2 separate regions of the Homo sapiens genome follow, and region 1 is linked to region 2. Evidence: chromatin loops called from intact Hi-C (ENCODE). Cell type or tissue: ovary. All regions are shown on one strand.

Evidence for each region. Peaks named below come from ENCODE experiments on the same cell type or tissue, not always from the same donor. Only the 100,000 strongest peaks of a DNase experiment are listed, where the experiment ranks them.
Region 1: it touches region 2 in a loop (5-fold over the local background); 1 of 110 quality-filtered maps calls a loop at or near these places.

Annotation. Positions count from the first base shown.
Region 1 is chr14:103,430,433-103,435,432 of GRCh38, forward strand. The region is part of intron 3 of MARK3 (microtubule affinity regulating kinase 3); the gene reads left to right. Among named protein-coding and RNA genes, the nearest start is that of MARK3, 48 kb to the left of the region's middle. In ovary, no CTCF peak of the experiment used is centred here; no DNase peak of the experiment used is centred here.
Region 2 is chr14:103,738,523-103,743,522 of GRCh38, forward strand. It overlaps PPP1R13B (protein phosphatase 1 regulatory subunit 13B), which reads right to left. Exons shown (of 17, transcript NM_015316.3): 10 at 4,132-4,301; 11 at 3,268-3,769; 12 at 1,302-2,071; 13 at 364-501; 14 at 157-290. Among named protein-coding and RNA genes, the nearest start is that of ZFYVE21, 25 kb to the left of the region's middle. RefSeq lists an enhancer at 4,494-5,000. In ovary, no CTCF peak of the experiment used is centred here; DNase peaks (open chromatin) are centred at 349, 749, 1,439 and 2,979; H3K27ac peaks cover 1,152 bases.

The DNA.
Region 1 (5,000 bases), 310 kb before region 2:
CCCCCTTTGCAGTCATTCTTGCATCCTTTTTTCTTCTCAGCACCATTCATAGTTGTATCACACTTGCTTCAGGAACAGCTCTCTTAGATAGTGATTTAAAGCTGTGGAGCATGCCCTAGCAGCTAACATTCATCATAAGGAACATTCTGCCATCAGCAGTGTGCAATCTCTTTTTTACCACCACTACCGAAAAAGGTGGACTGGCTCATTCAGGCAGTATTTTAACAGTGAACACACGTGTTAAAATATCGGTTTCATGATATTCAGGCTTGCATACTGGGTCATGAACATTTACTAAATGCACATATAAGTAAACCTGAGTTGACTATGTTTGCAAATTGATATTATTTTCACAGATGAGTCTCTTCATTTTTCCTTTGTATTTTTGCAGCCATTGAATTAATAAACGTTAGATTCTGGTGAGAGATTTATTTTTCTCCATTGTTTTTTAAGAGATGGGTCTTGCTCTGTTGTCCAGGCTGGACTCGAACTCCTGGGCTTAAGCAGTCCTTCCACTTTAGCCTCCCAAGTAGCTGGGACTACAAATGCACACCACAGCATCTGGCTATATACCTTCCAATGTCTCACTAGTATATCTGGAATACTATTCTATTCTTACGCATCTTTTAGGTCAATTTTTTGTTTGTTCGTTTGTTTTTGTTTTTGTTTTTTTGAGATGGAGTCTCGCTCTGTTGCCCAGGCTGGAGTGCAGTAGTGGGATCTGAGTTCACTGCAGTCTCCCTCTGCCTCTTGGGTTCAAGCAATTCTTCTCCCTCAGCCTCCCAAGTGGCTAGGACTACAGGTGTACGCCACCACACCTGGCTAATGTTTGTATTTTTAGTACAGATGGGGGATTTGCCATGTTAGCCAGGCTGGTCTGGTCTCAAACTCCTGACCTCAGGTGATCCACCTGCCTCAGCCTCCACTTGCTGGGATTACACGTGTGAGCCACCATGCCCAGGCCAAGGTGTGTGGATCACTTGAGGTCAGGAGTTCGAGACCAGCCTGGTCAACATGGTGAAACCGCGTCTCTACTAAAAATACAAAAATTAGCTGGGCGTGGTGGCACATGCTTATAATCCCAGCTTCTCAGGAGGCTGAGGCAGGAGAATTGCTTGAACCCAGGAGGCGACAGAACAAGACTTTGTCTCAAAAAAAAACAAGAAATTTGTAACATGTAATGAAATAATTGATTTTTTGTAATGTATTTATGATAGCTGGTTAGTTAGCCAACCTTGAGCACATTCAGGGATGGAGACACACTCCTTCCCGTAGCATCTTGTTCCAGTGTTCAGTGGCTTTGCTATTAGAGCCTTTTCCCCTTACTTCAGACTAGCATCTGTCTTCTAGAAACTTCTACAACACTGTTTACCATTTGTCATATGGAGTTATAGTTACTCCAAACATAACCAGCCCTTAGAAGTTGCTATTTTGGGTCTTGTTGATTTTCTCTTATGCAGAGTAAATCCCCTCAGCCTCCTTGGGTACTCCCACAGGAGTTTCGCTGAACAGAAGCCTACTTTATTCCATACTTGGAATTGTTTCCCCCCTCCCACCTGAATTTGTTTGATTCCTGCTAAAATTCATTTAATTGATTTTCTGCCTTAATTCCAGTCTTTTGGGGGATTTTGGAATAATGGGTCATTTGTATTAGCTGCTATGTAAATTAGATATGGATGTCTCCATCCAATTAAAATATTAAACAAGACAAGAACAAGACTTTTCAATGGAGAATTCATCCAAGTTGATACTGCTGACCCAGTAGTAAAGCATTTTTTGAGTAAGATTTAACCACCATTCTTAAATCTAGACTGAGTAGGACAGAAAGGGAAATCCCTGTGTTTTTAAATTTTAATGAGATTTACAGAGGAAGAAAAAAAGGAACATTAAACACAAATATATGCAAAATACCCAGTAGGATTTATTAAAGCATTATTGACTATGGATTTCATCAGGGTCTTTGTGGGGAAATCCTGCTTATACCCACCTCAATCTTCCTCCCTCCCTTCCTTCCACTGGCCTTATCGTGATTGTAAAATAGGGCAACACTACATTCCATAAAATAGAATAAGTGTCCCTATGAGCTGAGCAGAAGTTGGCTTTAGAGACAGGCAAAGGCTGAAGAAGGCTGAGGCAGGCCCGGCACAGTGGCTCACTCCTGTAATCCCAGCACTTGGGGAGCCTGAGGCGAGAGGATCACTCGAGCTCAGGAATTCGAGATCAGCCTAGGCAGCACAGAGAGACCCGTCTCTACCAAAAAAAAAATTAAATAAATTAACCAGGTGTGGTGGTGTGTACCTGTAGTTCCAGCTACTTAGGAGGCTAAGATGGGAGGATCACTTGAGCCTAGAAGTTGGAGGCTGCAGTGAGCTGTGATGGTGCCCCTGCATTCCAGCCTGGGCAACAGAGCAAGACCCTGTCTCAAAAAAAAGCTGAAGCAAAGAACAAAGAGTGTATTGGTCCTTTCAGAATTCCTTTTTTTTGTAAGGCAGGGACAGGGAAACAGAACAATAGACCACAATAGACTATACCACATAGAAAAGTAACCGATTAGTTAATGTCAGGTTACTTCACACTACATTTTTTTCTGTAAGGATTAAAGCAGTAGGAACTTTGTTATTGTGCCAATTGAAGTTTTTTCTTTTCTTTTCTTTTCTTTTCTTTTTTTTTTGAGACAGAGTCTTGCCCTGTGACCCAGGCTGGAGTGCAGTGGTGTGATTTTGGCTCACTGCAACCTCTGCCTCCCGGGTTCAAGAGATACTTCTGCCTCAGCCCCCTGAGTAGCTGGGACTACAGGTGTGTGCCACCACGCCTGGCTAATTTTTGTATTTTTAGTAGAGACAGGGTTTCACCATGTTGGTCAGACTGGTCTCCCAACTCCTGGCCTCAGGTGATCTGCCTGCCTCAGCCTCCCAAAGTGCTGGGATTACTGGCCTGAGCCACCGTGCTCAGCCAGGACAGTTTAAATCTTCAATCAGGGGCTGGACGCAGTGGCACACGCCAATAATGGCAGTACTTTGGGAGGCCGAGGCGGGTGGATCACCTGAGGCCAGGGGTTCGAGACCAGCCTAGCCAGCATGGTGAAACTGCATCTCTACTAAAAATACAAAAATTAGTTGGGCGTGGTGACATACCCCAGCTACCCAGTAGGCTGAGGCACAAGAATCGCTTGAACCTCGGAGGCGGAGGTTGCAGTGAGCCGAGATCACACCACTGCACTCCAGCCTGGGTGACGGTGAGACTCTGCCTCAAAAAATAAATAAATAATAAACTGTCCTGTTTGGGAAATTAGCTGTTATCTCCTTTTCTTCTGATTTCTAGGAAGGTCAGATAACAACTTAATTTAGGTTTGGGAATGTGGAATCTTAGCAGGGATTACTCCATTTTTAATTTTAACCTGGTTTCCTGGGGCCTAATGCAGGAGTTTAGTCCCAAACAATGGCTTCCTATAATTTTTATTTAACAATTCTTCCCTTTTGGTCAGGCTTTCACCTAGGTAAGAGTGTAACCAAAACCTAGGATATCCCTGCTGTTCTCAGTTGCCATCATTTTGAGTTTCCCGTTTCAGCATGCCGTTGACAGGGTGTTCTCATTATCGTGTGTTTCTTTTGAGTTTTTGTTGTTCTAGCCAGAGAGAACCATTTGACATCTGATAGGTGGCTACATGGAGACACTTAACACTCTGGGAGGATACAGCGTACCAGAGAGACTACCATTATGACTATCATGAGGATCACACCAAGCATTTAGAGTATGCTCCTAAGCCAGGGTTTTTATGAACCAAATCAACTAAAATTGTATAGCCAAACAAGGAGTCTGCCAATTTTAACCAAGTTGTCCGCTCTACCATACCCAAATCGCAACGAGAAGTGTCATGAACTGCACAGATTCCTCCATGTTTAGTAGGCATCCCAGCATTCCGTGACCGGGCTAAGTATAAAGCAGGGAGTGCAAGTTACCCACAGAAGCTACTGACTGTGAAATTTTAGCTACAGCATGATCCTGCCAAACTGAAAGAGGTAGGCATTAGTAAGGAAAAATTAAGAGGGGCAAAAGCATTGTTATGAAGTCTTGTTATTATGACAGTCTTGGGAAAAGCTGTCCATAGCATGCAGTCCACAACTTCTCGTCCTGGTTCGCAGTTTGAATGTCTCTGGTTGTGGCATCTGGCATTCTGGTGAATTCTCTGTGTGGCCTACACATCAGGCATGAGACTCGAAATTTACATCAAGCTGTCAGCTTTGGTTTATAGGGCTTCTGAAATTGAGCAGCTCATTCTTCATTGGCAAGTTGTAGCCAGATATTAAAGAAAACTAGAAGAATTCAGAATCTAGTTCAGTCAGGAATAATCTTATCAGGTCATTTCTGGAAGTCAATTCTGTGAATTAATATTTTAGCAGCGTTTTTTGCTTCTAATTTCAAATTGGAAGGTATAGGGTTATTCATTGTGCCCCTCAAGCCTGGTCCACTCCGATACCCCTCAAGCACCAGACACCTACCCAGGAAGAGGGAGGCTGTTTTCTTTTTAAAGCTAGTATTTGCTTTGGAGCCACTGTTAGTGCTTAGAGCTCTGTAGCAGTAGCAGTAGTGGCCTTTTTTGGCGTCCTAGGGAATCTTGGTCATGGGATGTAGCAGGGAAACTTATAATTTGAAAGCAAGGAGAACCAGTTCATGCTTTTCATGTGGTCTGTCGTGTAATGACTTTTACTGCTGCCACCACTGGGTTATTTTGGGCACTGTTGATTTAGTTTTCTTAAGCCAGTACTTTTCAACCCTTCTTGTGCATTAGAAACATTTGTGGAGTTTGAAAAAAGCATATTTCCTTCACAGTACTTTCCTCCCTAGAGGTCCTATCTTGGCGGGTCTAGAAATGTGGTGATCTCAGTACACACCCCAGATGAGAATGGCTCCTAGTCTGTCTTCACTTCCCCCAAAGTTCTTAATTTCTCTCTTCTTCCAATTTTACTTATTTTTATTTATTTATTTATTTTTTTGAGACG
Region 2 (5,000 bases):
GAAACCCTGGCAACAGCTGTCTTTCAAGGATGAAATGATGGGTGTTCTTGCTCTAATTCTCTCTTCCGTGCTTCCTAATTGTCTAGAACACGCCTGTTTTCCTTATGCAAAGCAGGGAAAGTAAATCTGTCCACCCCACACTCCTACGGGCCTCACCATCCATCACTATCAGCAGCATTCACGTTGACACCAAAATCCAGCAGGAACTTCACGATGTGATGGTGGCCGGCGCAGACGGCGTTGTGCAGTGGGGTGATCCCTTCGTCGTTGGGCTTGCTGGGATCTTCCACCTAGGACACACGGCCTGTGAGCGCCCATCCCCTCGCCCCCAGCAGCGTGCACTGGTCCCCGGCTGCAGCTCACCTCATAGATGATCCTCTGCACCAGATCGAACTCTCCTTCCAGAGACGCGTCTAGGAGCAGTGCCAGGGGGTTAAACCGGACTCTCAGCCCGTGCCCCGTCCGCTCCGAGTTGGGCTTCTTCAAGTTGGTCCGCTTGTTCTGTTGGGAAGGAAGCACGCTTTCCAGTTAAAGGTGGTCCACTGAAGTCTAAGAACCCACGCCTGCTGGGAAGGAGTGGTGGGAGCTAAAGCCCAAAGACAGTGGCTCCGCGAAGCAGCCCTGGAGTGGTAGCAGTAGCAGCGCCCAGGTGACCACCTCAAATAAGGGCCAGGGCCACTCTGCTCACTACAAGGGAGAGCCCTGTCTGAGGCCTGAGTCCCTGGCTCACGCACAGAGGGACACGGCTGTGTTTGAGCTTCTGGCCACTCCTCGGAAGACTCTGTGGGAGGGAGGGTGGCGTGTGACTGCCAAGTAGCTGATGGGAGCCAGCAGCTCGTTCCTGCCCACATGCGACAGGGTTCTTCCTGCTATGGCACCAGATCCTAGTGGAGAGAATCCCACTGAGGGTTCCCTGAGATGGCGCCTGGCTCCCTCTCTGCTCCGTCAACACTGACCTCCCACCCAGGGCCTTTGTCTAGATGCTTCTTCCCTCGTCTCTCTACAGGACCTTCAGGTGCCAGCGACAGCTCCCCTTCCTCAGGAAAGCCTCTGGAGCTCCCTGACCAGCTGTCTGGGAAAGGCTTGGCCACATTGTGCATTTGTGTGGCCGAGCCCCATTTGTCATGCCTTTTCATGCCCCATTTGTCTGTGTGACTGTCCGTCCTCCCTACAAGACGTAACTCAGGGACATCCCTGGTTCCCACTGCTCCCAGCACAGCCTGACCAAGGGAAGGACCCCAGAGGTCCTGGTTGCATGAATGACCAGGAAGGCCAGGCTTTGGTCTAGCAATGACACCCACCGTGGAGGTGGCAGGAGGGTGGCTGGCAGGGGGAAGAGGTGCTGGAGGGACCTGCTCTTCCCCTGGAGATGGGGCCTCAGCCACAGGACTCGGGATCTGCTCCGTGGTGGGGACCGTGGCCACGTTGTTGTTATTGTCCTCTGCCGGCTCGGCAGTTTGGTGGGTGGTTTGGGGACAGATGAGCTCCTCTGGTTCGGGGGAAGGTAACTCATTATCATTGGCATCTGATGACGGGGCAGGCTCAGCGGGGAGTGGGGCTGTGGGCTGGGCAGGGGGGAGCTCTTCCAGGTTTCCATTGGCATTGGTGTTTCCATTGTCCACATCGGCCAAGGTGCCCATGAAGTCCTGGGAGGGGCTGGGCTGGTAGAAAGGGGTGCCCTCCATGCCACCGGCCAGGGTGTTGAAGCGCTGGTACAGCAGCTTCTGGATGTTGGGCCCGCCGGGGCCCTCGGGCTCTGTGATGGAGCTGCGCTTTTTCAGGGGCCGGGGCGCGTTGGCCAGCTTCCTGCGGAGGGCCTCCAGGTCTGCATCACTCTGGTAGCGCAGTGGCGAATGCACGATGGGCGTGAGCTTGGTGGGGCTGAGTGGCCGTGGCAGGCTCTCCACGGTGCTGCCATCTGCGGGGGCGGCGGGGCCATCCTGCTCAGGCTCTTTCTCAGTACTTTCTGAAGGTGGCTGAGGCTGTGGTGTGCCCGTGGACAGTGACCCGTGAAGAAACGGCAGCGGCGATGGAGAGGTTGAACCCGAAGGTAAAACGGGCTTACCATACACTGGGGAAGACACAAAGGACAGGCAATTTTGACCTCACTACAGAGATCTAGTCATACACACCTATGATTACACCAGAGACAGGCTCCTGCAAAGACACACATATACATCTGCTGCTGTTATTCAATTCTCATTTCAAATCTCTGAGGAAACCTCCCCCTCTTAGAGCCTCCACTGACTCCTTCTGAAAGGTGCAGTGCCTCTCTAATGTGTCGGTTTTTACATTTGGGTTTCCAGAACTGGAGCTTTTTCAAAAGAAAAAAATAGGGTGCTAACCCGACTTTTCCTGCCGCAGACAAGCCTGCCTGTTTTCTGGCCAAGGAAAAAGACAAAAACCACTAAACATGCATCTGATTCTTGGACTAACTCACATGACGGAGACACACGCGCCTCCTCAGAGCAGGAAGGTTTTACCTGGAGGTCCAGGAGCTCTTGAGAATGGTCTAAGCCTTTCCCACCACAGCCAGAACCCTCCCCACAAGGGAACACTGCACCACCACCTGGGAGGTCCCTGTGCAGGAAGTGACTAGGCACGTCCAGGAATCCCTCAACTGTGAGTCTAGAAGCTGCAGCCAATGCCCAGGAATGTCTAAGAAGGCCCTAGCCTAGACCTGACCCGCGGCTTCCTCCCGTAAGAGTCGGAAACACCATCAGCCTCTGTGGTAGGTGTGGAACTAAGCTACCTTCTCTCAGCTGCCTTCTTAGAACATCTGAGCTCCATAACCCAAACCAAGGCTTTCCTCCCCTCTGGGCTATGGGGGAGGCTCCTACGCAGCAGACGCCCTCCTTAAACTGCCCATGCCCAGGGGTCGGGCTCAGCCACTACCAGGAGGGCCAGTGGTCAAGGCCACCCTCTACGCACTGGACAGCTCCCGGCACAAGTTACCACGAAACAGAAGGAAAAGAGGAAATTCTCGACATCTCACCCTTCCCGGAGCTGGATTTCCTAAGTAGCACACGGAGGTGGCTGCTCAGACAGGAAGTCAGAGAACTGTGAGCCATCTGCAAAACAGCCTCCTCCATGCATTCCAGCTTCCATTCCCTTCTCACACTGACACCCAAGGCTGTACTTTTATGTAAGAATTAAGTTTAATCCTAAATAGCACGTGGCCCAAACGTAAAGAAATACATTAGTATTTTCTTAATTAAAAGTATAATTTCCTAGCCCCAAGAAAAGGAGAGTATAAACCCACTCTACCTGCTTTAACTGACTTATTTAAGGCGCTGTGTGCTGCCGGCTGGTAATTCTTAGGTGGTGTGGCTTGCTGGAGGTACATGGAGTATATGGAACTTGAATTCACTGTCTGGGGTCCTTTCCTGGGAGACTGTGGCCTTGACCCTTTATCAGCCAGGAAAGGCCTAATGGCCACTGTCAGTGGGAGTTCAGGCTTGCTGTCCCCAGCTGGAAATGCAGGTGGTCCCGCTGGCGGGTACGTGGGACTTGGCGGTACGGAAATCCTCTGCTGAATCTGTTGTGAGGAGCCTGGCTGGGGGGTGCTGCCTGTGGCGGGCAGCAGGGTGGGCCTCTGTCGACTTGGCAGGCCTGCACTGGGCCTGGGCAAGCTGCCTTCCTTCCTCCTTTCCAGGGAGCTTGTCGACCCAGGACCCAGAGGTGTAGGACTTGGGTATGTCCCATAGCTTGGAGGCAGCTGCTTGCCTACACCCGGGATGGGAGGTGGCACTTTACCAATCTCGATGCCCTAAGTTTAGGTGTTAAGAAGAAAAACAAAGTCACCCTTTGAACAGTTAAGAATATTTCCACCCACATTCCCAAGAGAATACACAGTAGAATTTGTAATCCGTCAAATTGGCTGTGACCAGGACTTGGGGCACACTGTTGAGCTCATTGCCTGTCTGCAAAAGTTCTGACCGAAAGGTGTGTGTACTCGTGGGCTGCTCAGGCTCTTAGGGCCCAGTAACCCTCTAGGACTTTGGGTGTTGTCTGGACAATAACAGGATTAACTTGCCTCCTGACAAGTCATACCCTTTAGCTTAGTACTAAGGCAGAAGAGAGCCCTGTTGAAGAGCCCGCTTGTGTTCTGTGGTAAAGACACAGGCCTACCGGCTTCTCCGTGGGTCCCAGTGCTGAGAAGGGCACAGGCTGGCTGGAGACAGTGCCCTGCTTGACAGACCCCTCCACGCTCGGATCCTTCCAGTCTGCACCGGCCACCTGCACTGGTTTCACGGAAGAGCTAGAATTCTGTTTTAATGTTGGCCAGTTTCCATCATTAGCTTGAAAAGAACACAGAACTTACGTAAAACTTTTCTCAATGTAGTTGAACCAACCTAAGAATAACACTCTGCCAGAAACAAAAACAGCACTGGGACATCCCATTCTGATGCAGATCCATTAACCGAGTGGTCAACCACCAGCCACATGCACAACTGCTGATCTCCTCCAGCACCCACAGACCCGTGCACAAGACCAAGGGACGGGCTCTGCTGGCAGCTCACTGCCAACGCCCAAATCGCCTCAAGTGTTACCAGAGACTCACGCCAAACCAAGGCTCCACTGGTGTGGGCCTGGGGCTGCACCCTATTTTAACACAGGTCAAATCCATTGCATCAGCACCACCAAACAAAATAAGCACTGGCCCTTACTTTTGAAACACTATTTATGAATACAATTACATAGAGCAATAAAAAAGATTTATCTTTTGACTTCATAATAGGTTTGACCTGTAGTACTTTAATTATTGAGATAAAAATTTCTGCCCTCTAAGGTAACTTATGATCACAGGAGGCCCGTGCAGGTTCCCACTGATTTGCGTAGCAGGAGGAGCAGGCTATCATTCTGTTGCAGTGATTAGAAAGCTGGTCATCAACCCCAAGTTTTCAGGAAAGCCACTGAAATGACAGGTTCTTTACAGAGTATTTTCCAAACTGAAAAAGGGTGCAGAAGTATCCCCTTGTAACACAAGGCCCCTCACA